Regions from separate parts of the Homo sapiens genome. Here all the other regions are linked to region 2. Evidence: read pairs that join two places in POLR2A ChIA-PET (ENCODE). Cell type or tissue: GM12878. All regions are shown on one strand.

Region 1 (4,000 bases), 59 kb after region 2:
AGAGTGAGACTTCATCTCAAAAAAAAAAAAAAAAGAAGGCCTGGTTTACATCACTGTACATATATACATACACATATAGGTCCAAGGAGTTTGTTTTCTTTCTGTACCAAACGTTCATTTTGTTGTTCCTTTCAATCAAGATAGGTTGAAAAGATACTTAATTGCTTTTTAATCTACCTTTTTCTTCTCTGGGTATATAAGTTCTGATTCCAGGCTGGCATGGTGGCTCATGCCTGTAATCCCAGCACTTTAGGAGGCTGAGGCGGGTGGATCCCTTGAGGCCAGGAGTTGAAGACCAACCTGGCCAACAGGGTAAAACCCCATCTCTACTAAAAAAACAGAAATTAGCCGGGAGTGGTGGCTCATGCCTGTAATCTCAGTACTTTGGGAGGCTGAGGTGGGCAGATCACTTGAAGTCAGGAGTTTGAGACCAGCCTGGCCAACATGGTGAAACTCCATCTCTACTGAAAATACAAAAAAAGTAGCCGGGTGTGGTGGTGCACACTTATAATCCCAGCTACTCGGGAGGCCAAGGAAGGAGAATCATTTGAATCCAGGAGGTAGAGGTTGCAGTGAGCCAAGATCGCACCACTGTACTCCAGCCTGGGCGACAGAGCAAGATTCCATCTCTAAATAAAATAATAATAATAATTTCTAATTCCATAGTCAGGAGTTCTTACCAGCTCCCCTATGAGGTTTTGGAGCCATCATGTCAAGAGGACTTTCCACGTATACTCGTAATATCTCAGAATTCTTATGGCCCTTGTTAAATATTAGATACTTCCTGTCTACCCTGGAGTCATAGGTGCCTAAATAAATCAAGACTCTAGGGGCCAGGTGCAATGGCTCACGCCTGTAATCTCAACACTTTGGGAGCCGGAGACAGGCAGATCCTTTGAGTCCAGGAGTTCGAGACCAGCCTGGCCAACATGGCAAAACCCCGTCTCTACTAAAAAGACAAAAATTAGCTGGGCATGGTGGTGCATGCCTGTAGTCCCAGATACTCAGGAAGCTGAGGTGGAAGAATGGCTTGAACCCAGGAAGTGGAGGTTGCAGTGAGCTGAGGTCATGCCACTGCTCTCCAGCCCGGGTGACAGAGATTAAGCACAGAGCCAGAATGTTAGAACTGGTGGAGAGCTTGAAGTTCACCCCTCCTGACCACTTACTCCCTCAGGACATTTTACAGATGATCAAACCAAGCCCCTATCCCCAAAGGGAGAGGAAAGATTTGTCCAAGGCCTCAGCATCTCAGGGTGCCAAATGCCTAAAGGTCATCAAATCACACCTCCCCAGTATCAGAGCCAGGGACTAGAATTCAATCCTGACTCCTGGTACAGTGCTCCTTAGTCTTTGTTGTTGTTGTTTGTTTTTTGAGACAGGGTCTCACTCTGTCACCCAGGCTGGAGTGCAGGGGCACGATCTTGGCTCCCTGATTCTAATTAACTCAACAAAAACTAAAAAAAAAAACAACAACTGTACAGACCCTTTTAAAATTAGAACATTAAAAAAAATTTTTTTTTTAAGAAGGAGTTTTGCTCTGTCGCCCAGGCTGGAGTGCAGTGGTGCGATCTCGGCTCACTGCAACCTCCGCCACCCGGGTTCAAGTGATTCTCCTGCCTCAGCCTCCTAAGTAGCTAGGATTACAGGCACCCACCACCACAGCTGGCTAGTTTTTGTATTTTTTAGTAGAGATGGGGTTTAGTAGAGATGTTGGCCATGTTGGCCAGGCTGGTCTCAAACTCCTGACCTCAAGTGATCTGCCTGGCTCCTTGGCCTCCCAAAGTGCTGGGATACAGCCTTGAGCCACTGTGCCCGGCAACAACTTTGTTTTACATTAGCCAAGCATGGTGGTTTGTGCCTGTAGTCTGAGGTACTCGGGAGACTGAGACAGGAGGATTGCTTGAGCCCAAGAGGTTGAGGCTGCAGTGAGCCATGACTGTGCCACTGCACTCCAACCAGGGTGACAGAACAAACCTTGTCTTAAAAAAAAAAATTAGAACATCAATAAAGCCATTTCTCATTGTAAAAATTATTTTTACTTGTAGAATAAGTGACTCTAAATTACTACTTTTAAAATTATTGATTTACTTTAAAAATAGGTTATATATTTTCATGATTAAAAAAAATCAGGTCGGGTGTGGTGGTTCACACCTGTAATCCCAGCCCTTTGGGAGGCTGAGGCAGGTGGATCACTTGAGGTCAGGAGTTTGTGACCAGCCTGGCTAACATGGTGAAACCCTGTCTCTGCTAAAAATACAAAAATTAGGCAGGCGTGGTGTCACGCGCCTATAATCCCAGCTACTCAGGAGGCTGAGGCAGGAGAATTGCCTGAACCCAGGAAGCAGAGGTTGCAGTGAGCCGAGATTGTGCCACTGTGCTCCAGCCTGGGTGACAAAGTGAGACTCTGCCTCAAAAAACAAAAACAAAAACAAAAATTAGCCAGGTGTGGTGGTCGGCACCTGTAGTCTCAGCTACTTGGGAGGCTGTGGCAGGAGAATCACTTGAACCTGTGAGGTAGAGGTTGCAGTGAGTAGAGATTGGGCCACTGCACTCCAACCTGGGCGACAGAACAAGACTGTCTCAAAAAAGTAAAAATAAATAAAAAATAAATAAAAAGATACAAAAGATTATACACTATGAAAATCTTCCTCCTACCTGTCTCTGGCCATCCAGTTTTCTTCATTGCAGAAATGATTTAAGTTTCTGTTAAATTCTTCTGGGGATATTTTATGCATATATAAGCAATTAGGAACGGATATTACTATCATCAGTTCTTACAGGAATATTAGCATGCAATACATTCTATTTAGGGCATTGCTTTTTCACTTAACAGTAGATTTTGAAGCTATTTCCCTATTAGTAGACAAAAAGCTTTCTCATTCCTTTTTAAGGCTGTAGATTATGCATTGTATAACTACACTGTTATTTAACCAGGTCTGTATTAATAAACATTTAAGCCAGGTACAGTGGCTCACGCCCATAATCCCAGTGCTTTGGAAAGCTGAGACAGATGGATTGCTTGAAGCCAGGAGTTTGAGACCAGCCTAGACAACATCAACCAGACCCCGTCTGTACAAAAAGTTAATTTTTTTTTTCATTTTTTCTGCCATGCCTATAGTATCAGCTACTTGGGAAGCTGAGGTGTGAGGATGGCTTGAGCTCCAGAGTTCAAGGATGCAGCGAATGATGATTGGGCCACTGTACTCCAACCTGGGCAATAGAGTGAGACCCTGTCTCTATAAATAAATAAAATAAAAATAAAACATTAAGTTGTTTTCAATCTTTTGCTATTACAAGTAAGGCTTGAGCATGTGTATAAATTAAACTTTTAAAAGTGAAATTGCTGAAATAAAAAAAGGGAAATTGCTGGGTCAAAGGGAACATGCATTCAGACAAGTTATAAATGCCACCGTTAAATTATCCTCCATAGAAGTTATCCCAATTACACTCCCAACAACAAAATATGAGCATACCTGTTCAACATCACCCCTCCTTTCCACACAGTATCTTATCAATCATAGATCTTTGCCAATCTGACAGATGAGAAATGGTAATTTCAAAGAAATTCTAATTTGCCTTTATCTTATTATTATAAGTAAGAGTGAGCATTGAAGAGCCATTTCTATTTCTTTTTCTGTGAACTATCAGTTCACATCTTTTGTGCATTTTTCCCCTTGGGTTTTGTTCTTATTGATTTCAGCTCTGAATACAAATATAAACATTATTCATTTTCCTATATGAAATGCATACATATATACATATAGTCATTTGTTATCTGACTCTACTTATGGTGACTTTTGCCTTACATTTTTTATTTCTACATAGCTGAATTTATCAATCTTTTCTGTTATGGCATCTTGGTTTTGTTTTGTACTTATTTATTTATTTATTGAGACGGAGTTTCCCTCTTTTGCCCAGGCTGGAGTACAGCGGCGCAATCTTGGCTCACTGCAACCTCCGCCTCCCGGTTTCAAGGGATTCTCCTGCCTCAGCCTCTGGA
Region 2 (4,000 bases):
CTCAGGCGTCATTCTATTTCTTAGGTAGATGAAGGAGTGAGTGCTAAGTGAGAGAATGAATAGGGGCAGGGCGCGGCAGTTCACGCCTGTAGTCCTAGAGCTTTGGGAGGACAAGGTGGATGGATCACTTGAGCCCACTTATTCAAGACCAGCTTGGGCAACACAGTGAGACCCAGACTCTACAAAAAATTTAAAAATTAGCCACATGTGGTGGCTTATACCTGTAGTTGCAGCTACTTGGGAGGCTGAAGCAGGAGAATCAGTTGAGCCCTGGAGGTCGAGGCTGCAGTGAGCTATGATCACACCACTGCACTCCAGCCTGGGCAAGACCTCATCACAAAAAAAGAAGAAGAATGAATGAATGAATGAATGGTTATCAGACTGAATACAGGCTCCAGAGGGTGGACTCTGCCACTGTGTGGCCTTGATAAAGTCCCTTGTCTTCCTGAGCCTCAGTCCCCTTGCTGGGTTATTGCAAGTGTTCAATGAGGTGATGGATTTGAACTCACTTCGTAAACATTAAATTACTAGAAGACTTTTTTTTTTTTTGAGACGGAGTTTTGCTCTGTCACTTAGGCTAGAGTGCAATGGCATGATCTCAGCTCAGTGCAACCTCCGCCTTCCGGGTTCAAGTGATCCTCCCACCTCAGCCTCCCAAGTAATTGGGACTACAGGTGTGTGCCACCATGCCTGGCTAATTTTTGTATTTTTAGTGGAGACGGGGTTTCACCATGTTGGCCAGGCTGGTCTTGAACTCCTGACCTCAAGTGATCCGCCTGCCTTGGCCTCCCAAAGTGCTGGGATTACAGATGTGAGCCACCACACCTGGCCTGTTAAAAGACTTTTTAAATGACCAATGGATGATAACATAGTATTCCTGCTAAAAGACTTTTTAAATTACAAATGGACAATAACAGTAAACTATGTAATACTGAACAACTCTGGAGCCAAATGCCTGGTTAAAATCCTGCCCCTGTCACTTACTTGCTAGGTAACCTCTGTGCCTCAGTCCTCTCATCTATATAAGCTGGAATCTTAGTAGTATCTTCTAATAGGGCTTGGGGAAGGACTAAATTACTAAGTCCATGCAAGTACATAGAAAAGTGTTGGCAAATGGAAAGCACTATGTGTTAGCTATTATTATTATTTTTAACATGTCTTATTATTAATCTGATCGCAAAGGAATCTTAGGGCAAGATGCTGACTGTCAGCCCTCCCTCCTGGCTGCTCTCCTAACTTTGGCGATGGCTTTTAGGCTTCGCCTTCGGAATGCAAGACAAGGACTGTGGAGACGCAGCTCAGCAGCCACCAAAAGCAGCTCTTGACATTTCAGACAGTGACATGACCTGCTGCTGGATTTGGCAACAGTGAAAGAGTCACTCTTAGATACCTGTGCCTGAGGCCAGCCAAAGGGTACATGATGGGGTGGCAAGACAGGGTGAGTCACCCACAGAAGTGTTCTAGGCTGGAAGTCAAGAGATTTTGGTTCTGGTCTTGCTTCATTTGTTGTTGTTGGTGGTGGTGGTGGTGGTGGTGTGTGTGTGTGTGTGTGTGCTCTTTTATTTCAGCATTTTTTTTTTGAGACAGTCTCATTCTGTCACCAGGCTGGAGTGCAGTGGAGATCATAGCTCACTGCAACCTCAAACTCCTGACACAAGCAATCCTTCTGCCTCAGCCTCCCAAGCAACTGTGACTACAGGTGCGTGCCACTGTGTCCAGCTAATTTTTAAATTTTTTTTTTATCGAGACGGGTGGTTGCTATGTTGCCTAGGCTAGCCTTGAACGTGTTGGGATTACAGGTGTGAGCCACTGCACCCAGCCTATTTTCAGCACTTAAAACCCAGCACCCTTGTCCATTTACTGCACACTTAGTGGTATCCATTCTATTCTAGGACCTGTGCAGGTTGCCACAAACAAGAGGAATCAGACAGTTCTCACCCTCAAGGGGCTCACATGGAGGACAAGGCAGGCACACAAATGGCCAGGAGGCCCAGTGGTGGCCCTTCATGGGGCTTTAGGGAGGAAGAAATGATGTCTGAGCTGAATCATCAAAGATGACTCAAAGTTTCCAGGTGAGACAGGAACAGAAAACATTATGGTCAGAATACAGCTTGTTCACAATAGTGAGAGCGAGCCAGTGTGGCCCAGGACCTGCAAGTTATTTGTTATAGAAAGAGCTTAGGGTACTTGTATATATGTGGTGGGGCTGGGTGATATTGGGATGTTTAGTCCCTGACGCTCTGTGCGACCCTTCACAGGACGAATTCCTTCTCTGTCCTTGGTATCCTCATCAGAAAAATCCAACTTTTCTCTGAACACTTTCAAGGGAGACTGGGAGGTTTCAGGAAAGAATCTGATAATGCCCTTGCCTTTAGGCTGCTAGCAGTCAGAAGGGGGAGATGCTGTGTGCATTCCAAACGCTAAAGTGGTCATCCGCGGCCTAAGGCAGTGGTTCTCAAACTCGAGGCTGCATCAGAATCAGCTGTGTGGAGGGCTTGTTAAAACACAGAATGCTGGCCTCCTACCCCAGTGTCTGACTCAGTAGGTCAGGAGTAAGTCCCCAGAATTTGCATTTCTAACAAATTCCAGGTGATGCTGATGATGCTGGTCTGAGACCACCCTTTGAGCACAACAGCCTCTGCAAGAACAAAAACAAGCTTTGAGGACTCCGAGCCAGAGAGATGTGGGGGAGACCGCACACTGAGCAAGGCCCTGAAGACCTGGTAGAATTTCCCCAACAGTTGGAGAAAGGGAATGTACATGCTGCTTTTGCTGACCTACACATCCTAGGCCTCATAAAGCCCCTCCCTGCCCCCCAACAGCTCCTCTCCTTTGAATTCAATCAAGGCTCAGAGCCGGCTGTCACTGGGGTTGGCTAGTCTGGGTCCTGCATTAGAAACAAACTGCCCACCCTGTGTGATAGGAGCCCCTCCCCCAGGGCAGCCGCAGTGGGAGGATGCTGGGTGGGCTGATACGCAGACAGAAATAGTCTGAGCTCACCGCTGTTCCCAAGCACACATCGACCGGCAATTATTTCTTGTAAATTGCTTTCCCGGTTATGTTCAGAACATGTGTGTGTGCCTGCCTGAGAACAAACACTCAGAGGGCACAGGGCGGAGGAGCTAGCTGGAGAGTGGGCTTCGGATGGAGGGGAGTGAATCTTCAGCCCAGAATTAGAGAATGTTGAATCTTGGAACTTGGAAACGTTAGAACATTCCACTCCCCTTTACAGCTATCCTGCTAGGTGTTTTTTTCTCAGACGTTCACATTTGTTTGTCCATTCAACATTGATTGACAATGATTTTCTGCCAGAATCTTGGCTAAATGAGGTCCCGATCCCTATCTTCAAGAAGCTCATTGCTACAGGCATTTACAAAAGATCCCTAATCTAGCCAAAGACTTTGGGAAGGCCTCCTGGAGTAAGCAATAACTGGATTAAGTTTAAAGGACCCACTGACAGGTGAAAGGAGGTTTCTGGTACAAGATGAGGAACAGCATTTAAGGCAGAAGGAACAGCATACATGAAGACCTATGGCTAAGAGAGACCATATGGTTCTTTCAGGTAACAATAAGTAGTTCAGTTTGGGTAGACACAAGGTGGGAATGGTGAAAGATGAAGCTGGAAGGGTAGACGAGCCAAGTCCTGAAGCCTTTGCCATATTAAGGGGCTTGGTCTTTATCCCGAGGGCAAAAGGGAGCCACAGGAAAGGGTTTCAAGCATGGAAAGGAACTCGACAACACCTTTTGTGAGCACTTGCTTCCTGTTCTCTGTAACATTGAAGTGAAATTTGCCATTCAGGATCTCTGCCTTTGGGGCCCTTTGGTTGCAGATCCTTCAGAAGTCTAAAGGACAGTGATGTCTCATGTATCCACAAGAAATGACTTGGGCCCTAGACATCTGTCCTCCGGTCAGGGGGAGGCCATTCTACTGCCTGACTGACTCATGACACTGCTCCTCCTGATCTGTGCCTGTTGGCTCAGGGGCCAGGGCACAAGACAG
Region 3 (4,000 bases), 160 kb after region 2:
TACACCTGTAGTCCCACCACTTCGGAAGGCCAAGGCAGGTAGATCACTTGAGCTCAGCCTGAGCAACATAGTGAGACCCCGTCTCTACAAAAAATAAAAAATTAGCCAGTTGTGGTGGCACATCCCTGTAGTCCAAGCTGCTTGGGAGGCTAAGGTGGGAGAATCGCTTGAGCCTGGAAGGTTGAGGCTGCAATGAGTTGAGATCGCCTTACTGCACTCCAGCCTGAGCAACAGAGTGAGACCCTGTCTCAAATAAATAAATAAATGTAAAAATAAATAAATAGGCCGGGCATGGTGGCTCATGCCTGTAATCCCAGCACTTTGGGAGGCCGAGGCGGGCAGATCACGAGGTCAGGAGATCGAGACTATCCTGGCTAACGTGGTGAAACCCCGTCTCTACTAAAAATACAAAAAAATTAGCCGGGCGTGGTGGCAGGCGCCTGTAGTCCCAGCTACTTGGGAGGCTGAGGCAGGAGAATGCCGTGAACCCAGGAGGCGGAGGTTGCAGTGAGCTGAGATCGCGCCACTGCACTCCAGCCTGGGCGACAGAGCGAGACTCCGTATCAAAATAAATAAATAAATAAATAACAAAAATTAAGAAGTGCATACTGGATGCCTAACTCTGTTTGTAATTAGATAACTTGATAATTAAATTACTAATTACCTGAAGTATTTAATTTTTATTCAACTTATTTTTTTTGTTTGGTTCATAAATGCTGATGTTGCCAACATTTTTTTTATTTCTCCAACTTATGTTCCACCTATTTTTATTCAGACCAGTAGAAAATAGAAGGGATAATTATACATCTTTTTCATAGTGTTCTACTAGTTAGTTATCACCTAATTTCTCTATTTCTTAGTTTCCAAACCAAGATCTACTTATCTTCAAATGTGTATCTTTAAGACTAAAAAGTGCTTTTGGAAAAATTTTTTCTCTTTCACTACCATGTTCTAATCACCTTCCATCTTCTGTACTGAGTCATGTCTGAATGCAGTCTTCTCTGAAATGGTTAAGACAAAGAAATGATATTCTATAGCTCATTTATATTAGTCTAAATATAATAGGATAAAATTTTGAAAATGAAAAGTTTAGGAATCACTGCTTTAGGAAATTACGCTAAATATGGGATGTAACTTTGATTCTTTTCTTTTGAACCTTTAGGTCCTTTAATCCATTTTTCCCATTACTTGGCTGTTTCACAACACCAGGAGTTCAGCTATGGGCAGTTTGGGCCATGCAACATGTCTGCAGCAAGAATCGTATGTACCAAAAAAAAAGAACTGTGTTTTTTTTCTTTAAGTGAAATTCTCATTTCCCAGGAAAGATATTTCTAAATTGTGTATTAAAGTGATTTTTAAGAACACTGACTTAAAATGTAAGGCCATCTTAGGTTATAAACTTAAGGTATTCTTTTTTTTTTTTTTTTTTTTTTTTTGAGACGAAGTCTCGCTCTTGTTCCCCAGGCTGGAGTACAGTGGCGCGATCTCGGCTCACTGGAACCTCCGCCTCCTGGGTTCAAGCGATTCTCCTGCCTCAGCCTCCCGAGTAGCTGAGATATCAGGCACCTGCCACCATGCCCGGCTAATTTTTGTATTATTATTATTTTTTTTTAGTAGAGACGGGGTTTCACCATGTTGGCCAGGCTGGTCTCAAACTCCTGACCTCAGGTGATCCGCCCGCCTAAGCCTCCCAAAGTGCTGGGATTACAGGCATAAGCCACTGTGCCCGGCCAACTTAAGGTATTCTTTCAGAATGAGCATGGTGTAACTAGACACTGAATAATAGTGGTGAATGAGACACTGTTCTCACCTCAAGGAATTTAAAGATTAGGAGACTACAGTGAGTCCATTTGTTGAGTAAAAGGTCTTAAGTAGATCCACTGTTTATGGTACATTCCGGTGCCCAATTCTCATTCACCCAAAATTCTGTTGTTCAAGATGTCGCTGCCAGCACCCATGGTTTCTGAAGAAGCAAAGTGTTTGAATCAGGTTCTATATTATTCTTTGAAAGCTACGATGTAACTCTTATTTATTTATTTAGAGACAAGGTCTGTCTCTATCACTGGAGCTGGAGTGCAGTGGCATAGTAACAGCTCACTGCAACCTTGACGTCCAGGCTCAGATGATCCTCCTGCCTCAGCTTGTAGCTAGGACTACAAGTGCACGTCACCATACCTGGCTTTTTTTTGTATTTTTTGTAGAGATGGGGTTTCATCATGTTGGCCAGGCTGGTGTCAAACTCCTAGGCTCGAACGATCTGCCTGCCTCTTCCTCCCAAAGTGCTGGCATTACAGGCGTCAGCCATCAAGCGTGGCCTAATTATTTATTAATATAAACTCATTCCACAAATGATTTGACACAAGAAATACACAGAACCACTTTAATAGTAAAGTGTGTATATATATGTGTATATATATATATATATATATATATATATATATATATATTTTTTTTTTTTTTTTTTTTTTTTTTTTTTTTTTTTTTTTGAGATGGAGTCTCACTTTGTCACCCAGGCTGGAGTGCAGTGGTGCGATCTCGGCTCACCACACCCTCCACCTCCCAGGTTCAAGCGATTCTCTTGCCTCAACCTCCAGAGTAGCTGGGACTATAGGCCTGCACCACCACACCTGGCTAATTTTCGTATTTTTAGTAGAGACAGGGTTTCACCATTTTGGCTGGGCTGATCTTGAACCCCTGACCTCAGGTGATCCACCGACCTCGGCCTCCCAAAGTGCTGGGCTTACAGGTGTGAGCCACTGTGCCTGGCCTACTTTTAGTTTTAATTAGAAGTAAGGAAAAATAATTTTTCAAAAATTATAGGGGCCGGGCATAATGGCTCATCCCTATAATCCCAGCATTTTCTGAAGTTGAGGTGAGTGGATCGCTTGAGCCCGGGAGTTTGAGACCAGCCTGGGCAACATGGCGAAACCTAGTTTCTATAAAAGATGTAAAAGAAATTAGCCAGGTGTTGTGGTGTGCTCCTGTAGTCCCAGCTACTTGGGAGGCTGAGGTGGCAGCATCATCTGAGCCCAGAAAGCAAGGCTGCAGTGAGCTGTGATGGCACCATGCACTCTGGCCTGGGTGACAGAGTGAGACTCTGTCTCAAAAAGAAAAAAAAAAATTCTAGGATAGAGGGAAAATAGTCAAATGTAGACTTGTAGGCCATGCATAGGGATTTTTGTGGCTCTGCTGCAAGTAAAAAGCGACATGGTTCTCCATATAAGAGGGAAACATTCCATATCCTTGTCAGGGGAGATGGGGAGGGGAGAGAATTTTTTATGAGAAGTTAACTATGAATTAAATTTCTTCTATTGGACCTTAATAGGGGACATACTATAAAGGGCCTTATATAGGATATGTGAGAGTTGTTTTTACTAATATCCTTATAGCAGAAGTAGTAACATTTAGTGAGATTTTCGCTTGGGTTTTTTTTTTTTTTTTGGAGACGGAGTCTCACTCTGTTGCCCAGGCTGGAGTGCAGTGACACGATCTCAGCTCACCACAACCTACACCTCCCAGATTCAAGCATTTCTCCTACCTCAGCCTCCCGAGTAACTGGGACTACAGGAACACGCCACCATGCCCAGCTAATTTTTGTATTTTTAGTAGAGGCTGGGTTTCACAATTTTGGCCAGACTGGTCTCGAACTCACCCGCCTTGGCCTCTCAAAGTGCTGGGATTACAGGCATGAGCCACCGCACCCAGCTCCTTCTCTTGTATTGTTTGATGAAAACTCACTGCATACCACAAAAAGGCAATGCAGTAAAAGCTCTTCTGTGTCAGATAAAGAAGAATAATTCAATGAATGGGATGTGACCGAGAAAACTGCCTTGTACCCACCTGAACTCCCACCTGGAGGCTTATCCGGTCCTTCCTACTACATTACCCAGAAGCAGAGTTGTTCACTCATAAATCGAAAACTGCCTCTTTAGCTACATTAAACTGTCTCTGCCCTAAAGTCGTTTTCTTTTTACTGTACCCACAGGTTCTGAGGACTCCC

The links. ChIA-PET counts read pairs that join two places held together with the same protein. Peaks named below come from ENCODE experiments on the same cell type or tissue, not always from the same donor. Only the 100,000 strongest peaks of a DNase experiment are listed, where the experiment ranks them.
Region 1: POLR2A ChIA-PET joins it to region 2 with 5 read pairs; 3 of 35 experiments call an interaction of 5 or more read pairs at or near these places.
Region 3: POLR2A ChIA-PET joins it to region 2 with 6 read pairs; 5 of 35 experiments call an interaction of 5 or more read pairs at or near these places.

What each region holds. Positions count from the first base shown.
Region 1 is chr1:52,716,663-52,720,662 of GRCh38, forward strand. No RefSeq gene overlaps it. Among named protein-coding and RNA genes, the nearest start is that of ZYG11B, 7.8 kb to the right of the region's middle. In GM12878, no CTCF peak of the experiment used is centred here; no DNase peak of the experiment used is centred here.
Region 2 is chr1:52,657,509-52,661,508 of GRCh38, forward strand. It overlaps a transcript of SHISAL2A not described here. Among named protein-coding and RNA genes, the nearest start is that of SHISAL2A, 26 kb to the left of the region's middle. In GM12878, no CTCF peak of the experiment used is centred here; a DNase peak (open chromatin) is centred at 2,038.
Region 3 is chr1:52,815,370-52,819,369 of GRCh38, forward strand. It overlaps ZYG11B (zyg-11 family member B, cell cycle regulator), which reads left to right. Exons shown (of 14, transcript NM_024646.3): 13 at 1,163-1,260. Among named protein-coding and RNA genes, the nearest start is that of ZYG11A, 25 kb to the right of the region's middle. In GM12878, no CTCF peak of the experiment used is centred here; no DNase peak of the experiment used is centred here.